Linked DNA regions of Mus musculus: regions 1 and 3 are each linked to region 2. The links are chromatin contacts, found by Hi-C or POLR2A ChIA-PET in ENCODE. All regions are on one chromosome and are shown on one strand. The core of a region is the stretch at or near the end of the contact, and the rest is flanking DNA. Distances in the headings are between cores, read along the strand shown. Region 1 holds the start of Mief1 (mitochondrial elongation factor 1). Region 2 holds the start of Tnrc6b (trinucleotide repeat containing 6b). Region 3 holds the start of Sgsm3 (small G protein signaling modulator 3).

Region 1 (2,885 bases), core at 324-2,823, 480 kb before region 2:
AGGAAACTGAACCCGCTGCCCCAAGTGTACCACCAGCACAAAGGCCCTTTCCAAACCAGACAGACTTGATCACTCTGACCCCTGACCTTTCTTTGACCTTCCAGTCTGTACTGGCTAGTTTTGTGTCAACTTGACACAGCTGGAGTTATCACAGAGAAAGGAGCTTCAGTTGAGGAAATGCCTCCATGAGATCCAACTGTAAGGCATTTTCTCAATTAGTGATCAAGGGGGAAAGGCCCTTGTGGGTGGGACCATCTCAGGGCTGGTAGTCTTGGTTCTATAAGAAAGCGGGCTGAGCAAGCCAGGGGAGGCAAGCTAGTACAGAACATCCCTCCATGGCCTCTGCATCAGCTCCTGCTCCCTGACCTGCTTGAGTTCCAGTCCTGACTTCCTTGGTGATGAACAGCAGTATGGAAGTGTAAGCCAAATAAACCCTTTCCTCCCCAACTTGCTTCTTGGTCATGATGTTTGTGCAGGAATAGAAACCCTGACTAAGACACAGTCCATCCATTCACCAGTGAAATGCCTACTGTACCTGAACCTGTGCCCTGGGTAAATGAATGTTCCCCTTGAGCTGCAATTCCTATAAGGTCCTGTTTCCTTATGATGTGAGTTGATAGTTATGTCCAGTCCTGTACCCAGTCCAGAGGATCCCAGATTGCCCATGCTCTGTGAAACCTGGCTGAACCCTGAGGTTTGCATCAGTGTCTCGGCTGGCTGGTCTCTGGTCTCCAAAACACCACAGATATGTGGGGGCTGGAAGACACTTTAATGTTTAGCCCCCATTATACTGGGAGCATGGGGCAGGAGTGGGGTGAGTGTGGGAAGGTTAGTGAATCTGGAAAAGGTAATCCTGACATCCGAGACTCTGTGTGTGAGTGGGTAATCCTAAGGTCTCCCCCAGAGGGTCTCCTTGTCCTTTACGAGTGGAAAACTCGTCTACTTAGGAGACTGTCCCGAGGGATAGGTTACCCGGTCTTCTAGCTGGAAATTTCACAAACTAGATTTATTTGGGTCACAAACTTCTTTCTTTAAAAAGCAAAGTAGGGCGGCCTAAAAGAATGGAAAGCCACACACTTTGGAGGAATACTGAGCTTGGACCCACTGTGAGCCTCTGCAGGGCTCAGCTTTCAGTGCAAATGACCCTGCCTCCCTCGGCCTCGATTTTCCCAAGTGTAACACTGGAATGCTGAAGTCTACCAAACAGAGAGGTTGGGTTGGACAAAATGCAGTGTGTCAAGTAATCAATTCAGTGTGGTCAGAGCCTCTCGCAGGCCAGACGTAGGCAGCAGGTGGAGGGCGACGACTTGCGGCTCCTCCCTTAAGCCACACCCAGCCAGCACTGAGTTTACACAGAGACTGCACAGTAACGCTTTCGGAGGAGGGGCCGTGGAGCTAGGTAACGTCACCTAGGAGGCGGGGCTGCGTCTGTGGGCGGGGCCCCACGACGGGCAGCGCTGGACTAAGTTCCGGGCTCCGCCTCCGGAGGGAGGCTACGGAGGGGCCGACCGGAAGTGCTTCCGCCTCCGCCCGCCTCCGCGCTCCCTGTCGCGTCTCCGTCGGCCCCGCGAGCGAGGTCGTGCCCCGGAAGTAGAGGGGCCATGTTGATGGGTGACCCGGAGAGAGGTACTGGGCGAGTGGCGAGTCCTGAGGAAAGGTAGCGCGTGGTCCGCGGGTGAGTGAGGGAGCGAATGAGGGCGGCCGGGGATCGCCCGTTTGAGCTCGGGCCAGTTTGGGGGCTACCGGCTCCCACCGGGGCCTCCAAGCTTCGCCCCGCCCCGCCTCAAGACCCGGTTGCCTCAAGCCACAGAGCCAGCCTGGCCCCGGGGTCTGCGTTCCCGTCCTCTGGGCGTTGTACCCCGATCGGAGCCCGTAGTCAGTCACTCAGCGACCTCGTTCCAGCCCCTGCGTGACGTTCTCCTTCCAGCCCTCCGTTGTTTTTCTGCATCTTTTGCATCCCGGAAGACCCTCAGGGCCAAAGGGGAGCTGTTCTGCAGTTGAGGAAAAAGGGACAGCGGTGGCTTGCCCCGGTTCGCGCTGGAAGTTAGCAAGGTCAGAGGCTACTGCTTCTGTCTTGGAGCCCAAAGTTCAGATCATTTTTTGTTTTTCATCCAGGAACTCCCTTCACCCCTGAAACACATACAGGCTCATACAACAACTGTTTCTTCCTCATAGGGTTATGGGGAGGATTCCTCCTTCCAGCCTAGTTTTGAGGTTGGTGAGCCCTGGGCCCTGTGCTGGCAAAGTTTGCTGAACGCCCTGAAGTGCACACATGTAAGACACCCCCCCCCCCCGCCCCCACCTCATTCCAGCGAGTTAGGGTCTGGATTGTTTTGGTGAGTGGGCAAATCACTTCCTTTTGGGAATGATGTCACATACTTGGCACACATCTTTCATCTCAGCTCTCAGGAGGCAGAGACAGGAGGATTTCAGAGTTTGAGGGCAGCCTGCTTTACAGAGTGAGTTCTAGGACAGCCAGAGCTCCGTAGAGAGGCCCTGCATCAGGAAACCAAATTAAACAAAAGCAAAAGAAAGCAAAAACAGAAAGAATAAAAAGAAAGAAAGAAAGAAAGAAAGAAGAGATAGAGTGATGTCTCTGTGGTTAAGAGCACTGGCTGCTTTTCAGAGGACCCAGGCTCAATTTCCAGCACTTCTGTGGTGGCTCACAACTGTATATATTATAACTCCAGTCTAAGGATATGACAGTGTTACACTCTCAAGGCAAACTGGCATGTAGACAAACATGCAGGCAAATACCCATACAGAAAAAAGTAAAAAAGTAATTAAAACAATAAGGCCAATCAGCGTGATGCTGCTTATATGGTGGTACCAGGATCCAGATATAAATCCTGGTCTTTAACTACTCTAGGCCACACTGTCTGGTA
Region 2 (3,001 bases), core at 310-2,809:
GGTTCCTGGAGATCGTTTCGGTCCCAGAGGCTGGAGGCTGGTACTCTGGCAGTGGGTCTTAAGCATTCTGCCCTCCCCTGGCTGAAATGTGGAGTCGCTTCCATTAAAGCTGTCACAGAGAAAGAATCCTGTGGCCAGAAGCCAGGAGAACACACATGGCTTGCTCGACATCAGCGGCTCTGGAAGCTTTCCTGGAGGCAGAGGACTGTTCCATTTGCATGCAATCAATTATTTCTAAAGGGATGGATTCTTTATCTCACTCTAGACTTAATTTCTCCTAATTTCGAATTCTTTATTCTTTCAAAGGAACAAGCTAAAGATGGTCAGAGGTGTGTATGAGTGTTGCTTGGGCACATAAGTATGGTAAAAAAATGACCATTTACAAAGACAAAGAAACAGAATATAGATTTTATACGTGCTTCTTGTCAGGAAAAATATACTGTTTAACTTAGAACAGGGAAGAATGGTGCCTAGGAGGATATGATGACAATCTTTCTAAAGTTAGTCTCCAATAATGTTAATGACAAGGTTTCTAATTGCCAGAAACTGAGTAATTTAGGTTCTGAAGGAAACAGTTTTAAGATACTGGGTTGACGGACGGATACTATTCAGAGATACTAAGGCATGTATAGAAACGAGTCAGACAGGCCTAGAAACCACCTTATGTCCCAAAACTTCTTTCTAAATGGGTGACCTTGGATAAGTCTCTTAACCTCTTTTGGCTTTGCTTCCTGTAAAATTACTGTTTAATCAGAATAGTTTCTGTAAAGAATTGGGGACCGTATTTGGAATAAAATACAATAAATGATAGTAGTTATCACTGTCAACTTTCAATGACTAAAGATGCCCCGCTCCTCAGCCAAAACGTAGTGTGGAGAATCCGGATCTGACGGACAACACGGAAGTGCCCAATAAGAGGCCGGGGTAGGGGGGTGGGGGAAACAGTGGAATCAAACCAATGGCATGGGCCCTTGTTGTTGGCCGCTTTCTGGCTGATCCACCAATAGCTTAAGGATGTGACTTGGGAGCGACACCCTGACAGTCCAATGACGCACAACCAACCCACACTCAGCAATTCGGAGGGGATAAATCAAGGAGCCTGCACGTATAGATTCCGTTATTAGTGCAGTCTCGAATGGTGAAAGGAGCTTGGGGGAAACAGCCCCTGAGAGAGGCATTAGTGAGCTAAAAAAGGGGGAAGAGATGACTGCGCTAGGTGATCTCGGCCGCCATCATGCTCTAGTTTCCCCTTCGTCTCTCTGGGTCCGCGACCGAGGAAGCGGCCTCTGGGATGCTGAGGGGGTGTGTCCCCTCATGATTGGCGCAGGCCGCTCAGCCAATCCCAGCTCGGCAAACGGGAAGCACTTAGCCAATGAGGGGAGACGGCAGCGGCGAGGACTTAAGGGAGGAGGACCAGCGGCTTGACGGGCACGAAAGCTAACCAGTGAAAGCTAGAGGCATCCTGCCTGCGGCCAATGGAGTGGGGCTGTGGGCGGGCGCCAGAGTGTTTGTGTTGTGGTTTTGGGGGAGGGAGGCGGAGGGGAAAGTTTGTTTATTTTGTTTTTAGTTTCTGGGGTCCCCGAGCTTCGGCAAGGTGAAGCGAGCGACCGTGACCCCCCTCGCCTCTCAGCCTCCCCGCGACGACGCCTCCACAGCTTGCGGAGGAGCGGAGACCGCGGTCACCGCTGGGCTCCACAGCGGAACGCCGCGCACTCGGAGCCGGCGCGGCTCAGCGGTGAGTGAGGATCGTGGGCCGCGCGGGCCTGCTCCTTTCTCGGGAGCCGCCAGGCGGAGCGGAGCGGGGCGACCCAGGGTGGGCGACTGAGGACGCCCTCGGGGGCGCGCGGCACGGCCCGCTGAGGTGCAGCGTGTGCGTGTCCTCGCGCGCGCGCGCGCGCGACGGGAGCGAGCCGGGCGGGAGGGGCGGGTTGGGGGGGGCGGGTGGAGAGAGCGCGCGCGACCCGAGTGGGCCGCGGCGGGCCGGGGCGCTTGCCCGGGGCGCGCTGTGGGATCGCAATGTGCAGACGTGAGGCGGGGGAGGGGTGTGTGAGGGACGCGCGGTCACGTCGGTCGCGAGGGCCTTGGTGTCCCCAAGTATTGGGGCCGGGACAGACCGGCGTCACGCGCCTGCAGGTGTGAGCGGAGGAAAGGGCTTCCGGGTGGGCCGGTGGCTGTCCGAGCGCTTCGTGTCGCCTAGGGCCCTCTGAGCTGCAAATGCCAGGCGGTGGGGCGCGAGCATCCGGTGTCCCCGCGCGGCGGGCGTGCAGGCTTATGTGCTGGACCCCGATAGCGAGGTTCCACGGGCATCCCGCGAGAGCTGCGTGCGGTCGGGGGTGGGGTGCTGTGGCGAGGCGATGCTCACTTTGGATGAGGAAACAGACGAGGGGCGAGGGGCGGAGGGATGACAGATTTGGAAAGAGCCTTGGGAAGGGTTTGCTACCTAATGCTGGTAAGGTGCCCTTTAATTCCAAACTAACGGATTTGTTAGTCCATGATGGCTAAATAAATATCTGGTCCAGTGAAATTCACTACAGTGGCTATCACGACACCCAAGAACAGCAGCCGTCTCATCCATCCTTAGTCTTGGACGCAGGTCACCCGTCTGAGACTTTGAGCTTCAAGCTTTCTCCTGTGTCTTTGGGCTGCTTGGATTCTGAATAAAGAGTACCAACCAAGACTCCGTGAATAAAAACATCATTTGTACCTCCTTCACAGTTAAACATAGCAGTAAGCTGTACAAAAATCACACATCCTAGCCTTTTGTGAAATGTTTCTCTTCGCTTGTGGGAGATTTCAGTTCTTGACTTTAAAACTATGTGTTCGCCGTGGGTTTTGAACGCTCCTTAAAGAGCAGAGCATGGAGACACTTGTATAGCATGAGTATCGATGTAGTAAGTGGGAGGGATATCAGTGTAGTAGTAGTCTCTACAGGTAGGCATATACTGGATAACCAGTATCCAGAATACAGATTAGACTGGTTTGTCCCACTTGGGATGCATGC
Region 3 (2,966 bases), core at 357-2,856, 270 kb after region 2:
ACAAAAATCAAAAAAACAAAAACCACACGCAAAAACTGAGGGGCTAGAGTTGGCTCAGTGATTTAGTGATTAAGAGCACTTGTTGCTTTAACAGAGGACCTGAGTTCAATCCCAGCTTCCACGTGGTGACTCAGGACCATCTGTAACTCCAGTTCTAGCCTCCTCAAGCGCCAGGCACCATGGTACATGTATACTCATGTGGGCAAAGCACTAATACACATACAATAAAACACATGCATCTTTCAATTTTTAATGTGTGTGCTGGGGATGAGTCACACAAATTAAAAGGGTGCTGTGACTGAAAAGACAAACAGACTACTTAGGTAATCAACACAGATTCCATGTTACCACTTCCTAGCTCCTGTTATTTCCATCCGGGTCCTTCTCTAAACACTTCCGTCAGAAAGTCAGCCGTGCCTGTTTGCTAGCAGTCACCACCGTGGGGCTTTTTTGACTGTTGGCGTTCCCTCATAGAAGGAGGGACTGAAGAGGGCAACTGTCTGCCCCTTCCCACCCCAGACTTGAGATTACAGCTGCTCCTCACAGCCATTGGAGGCAGTTCTACCCTAATTGCACATGACCTCAAAAATCTCTGGATGCGCCGGGTCATATATGCTTCAGGGGCTCCATGTCCTCCTGAGCTGTGGGGAAGCCATATTCCATTTCGGGTGAAGACGGCAGTATGGCTGCATGTTACCCATGCTCCTGTATGCAATCTATCATCTATGCTCTGTAAGTAAGCCTAACAGATTCATTGGCTCTCCAGGTTGAACTTTGCTGAGATCGTACTTCGATTCGTCATTGGCACCTTATAAGGATCTGGTAAATATTTAAGTCTCTCAGGGAAGGAATTTTTGAAACAAATGAGAATAACATTCATTCTGCATTCAGCCCATTCCTGTGCTTGGGTGATGTGAAAAACCTGCTAATGTGCTTTGTAAGCTGTTTATTGTACGGCCAGGTCATGACTGAGTCCACCTTGCGGTTTGTAGAGTTTGCTTCATTGACCTGGGCACAAGTACGAACCAACACTTCAAACCGGTGTTGGTCGCAGTCAGTGTCTTTTCAGATTTGGCTGAGATGTCCCTTTAATGCTGTTGATAGCCTTTCTGAAATGAGGGAGGGGGGGGGGGCGGGTTCAGATTAGATTCCTTGCCAGCAGTGACAGTGTCAGCTGCCATCTTTCTGGATTGTTCTTTGGTGCTGTGTTTAAACGTTTTCCATACACATTGAGTTCTCACGGAAACCGTAAGTTCCGGGTTTTTATGGATGCGCAAAATGTTACGAGTGACTCAAAAGCAGGTGCTCAGGTTCCACACACCGCTTCCTTCTTAGTCATGACCTCAATCAATTACTGCTTTCCCCAGGGCCTGTGACTGATGGAAAACTAGATTAATCTGGTCTAGAAGCCAGCTCTGTGAGCCTGAAAGAGAAGACCAGTTTCTGGACTTGTGCACTGACTCCATCCTGACTGCTCCCAAACAACCACGAGTTGCTTGCATCACAGACCGGGTGCCTGGGGTACCTACCTCTAAAGGACGCCTGGAACCTGGGATGGGCCAGTCTTCCCGCGAAACTACAGCCCCCAGCATGCCCCACGGCCACCGGCTCTGCGGCCCGCGCGTGCGCAGAAGGGCAGCAGTGCGCGCCGACTAGGAGGCAGCTGCTAGCCTGACCTGCCGAGGTGCTGAGGTGGCCGCGAGACAGGTGAGCGGTGCGCGAGTCTCCGAGTCTCCGGGCCGGCGAGGGGGACGCTCACCTGCCTCTTGAGTGGAGGCCGCGGGGTACGGGCTGAGGGGAAGGCGGCGGGGAAGGCGCCGCCTCAGGCGGGGGCGGCGAGCCGCCGCGGCGTGGCTGCTCCCACGGCGACCCGGGACGCGCGTGACAGTGACAGACCCACCCCCTCCGGCGGCTCCCGGCGACCCGGAGGAACTGCGCCTGACGCAGCGGCGGGCGTCTCGGCAGGTGGCAACTCTCCCTCAGAGCCGACTTAGCTGTTCCCCTGGAAGACTCGGGTTCAGTGCCTAGGCCGAGTGTTAGCAGCGGGGAAACTGAGGCGGACGTGTAGGCAGGGGTCGCCTCGTGTGCTTCCGGTTAGAGGTCCTGAAATTACCCTGAGATTTAGGTGTGGGTCCCGACTGCTTTCATAGGGCAGTAATAGGAAATACAGATGCTTTAAAGTTTCCTTGTCAGTGACAGATTGTGCCGTGTCTTCCCGTCTCATGATGCATAGGAAATTTATGATGGGCTATGGTGGGTTTGTTTTTGTTTTTGTTTAGGTTTTTGTTGGTGTTGGTGGTGAGTTTTTAGAGATGACAGGGGAGTGGGTATTATCTGTCTGTCTGTCTGTCTGTCTGTCTATCCGGTTCCTTAAAAGAAATCTTTCTAGGTAAATTCATGTTTGTAGCCCAGGCTGGCCTCAGACTCCGAGCTCTGCCTGCTTCTGCTTTCCAAGTGCCGAACTGAAGGTGTGCGCTCTCAAGCCTCCAAATTCACATCTTCAACCGGACTACTTTTCAGTTTCATCTTTTTTTCTTTGTAGCTTTTCTGACTGTGCTGGTGACTGAGTTTTCAGGCACGCACAGTTCCTGGTTCTTTTCCCCCTTAAGCCCTCTGTTAGCCTCCAGCTTTCTTCTGACTCCAAGCATTAATGATCAGTTTCCCATACTCTGTTCCCCGTGACCTATGTGTGTGCTGCTGCTGCTGCTACTGTTGTTGTTGATTATTCCATATGGAACCCAGGGCCTCCCTCCACTACTGAGCTGTCCCCAAATCCTTAATGTAGCTTCTTCATCATTATCTCATCTTGGTTTTTTGGTTGATTGGTTGATTGGTTTTAAACTTTTAAAATTTAATTTTTTTAAATGTGTGTGTGTTCATGAGTGCATGACCTGCAAAGGTCAGAAGATGGCTTTAGATCCCCAGGAGTTAGAACAGCGGTGAGATTGTTATGGGTTCTGAGAACC

What was found. Hi-C counts contacts between places; a loop is a spot of excess contacts on that map. ChIA-PET counts read pairs that join two places held with the same protein, here RNA polymerase II (POLR2A).
Region 1: POLR2A ChIA-PET joins it to region 2 with 16 read pairs in embryonic stem cell. The contact joins the promoter of Mief1 here to the promoter of Tnrc6b in region 2. A Hi-C loop is called at or near these places in 1 of 37 maps with a recorded cell type or tissue (adrenal gland). POLR2A ChIA-PET finds 5 or more read pairs at or near these places in 3 of 5 experiments (Patski and embryonic stem cell).
Region 3: POLR2A ChIA-PET joins it to region 2 with 12 read pairs in embryonic stem cell. The contact joins the promoter of Sgsm3 here to the promoter of Tnrc6b in region 2. POLR2A ChIA-PET finds 5 or more read pairs at or near these places in 3 of 5 experiments (Patski and embryonic stem cell).

What each region holds. Positions count from the first base shown.
Region 1 is chr15:80,232,507-80,235,391 of GRCm38, forward strand. It overlaps Mief1 (mitochondrial elongation factor 1), which reads left to right and starts at 1,574. Exons shown (of 6, transcript NM_178719.5): 1 at 1,574-1,675.
Region 2 is chr15:80,709,754-80,712,754 of GRCm38, forward strand. It overlaps Tnrc6b (trinucleotide repeat containing 6b), which reads left to right and starts at 1,560. Exons shown (of 25, transcript NM_144812.3): 1 at 1,560-1,735.
Region 3 is chr15:80,976,159-80,979,124 of GRCm38, forward strand. It overlaps Sgsm3 (small G protein signaling modulator 3), which reads left to right and starts at 1,607. Exons shown (of 22, transcript NM_134091.2): 1 at 1,607-1,707.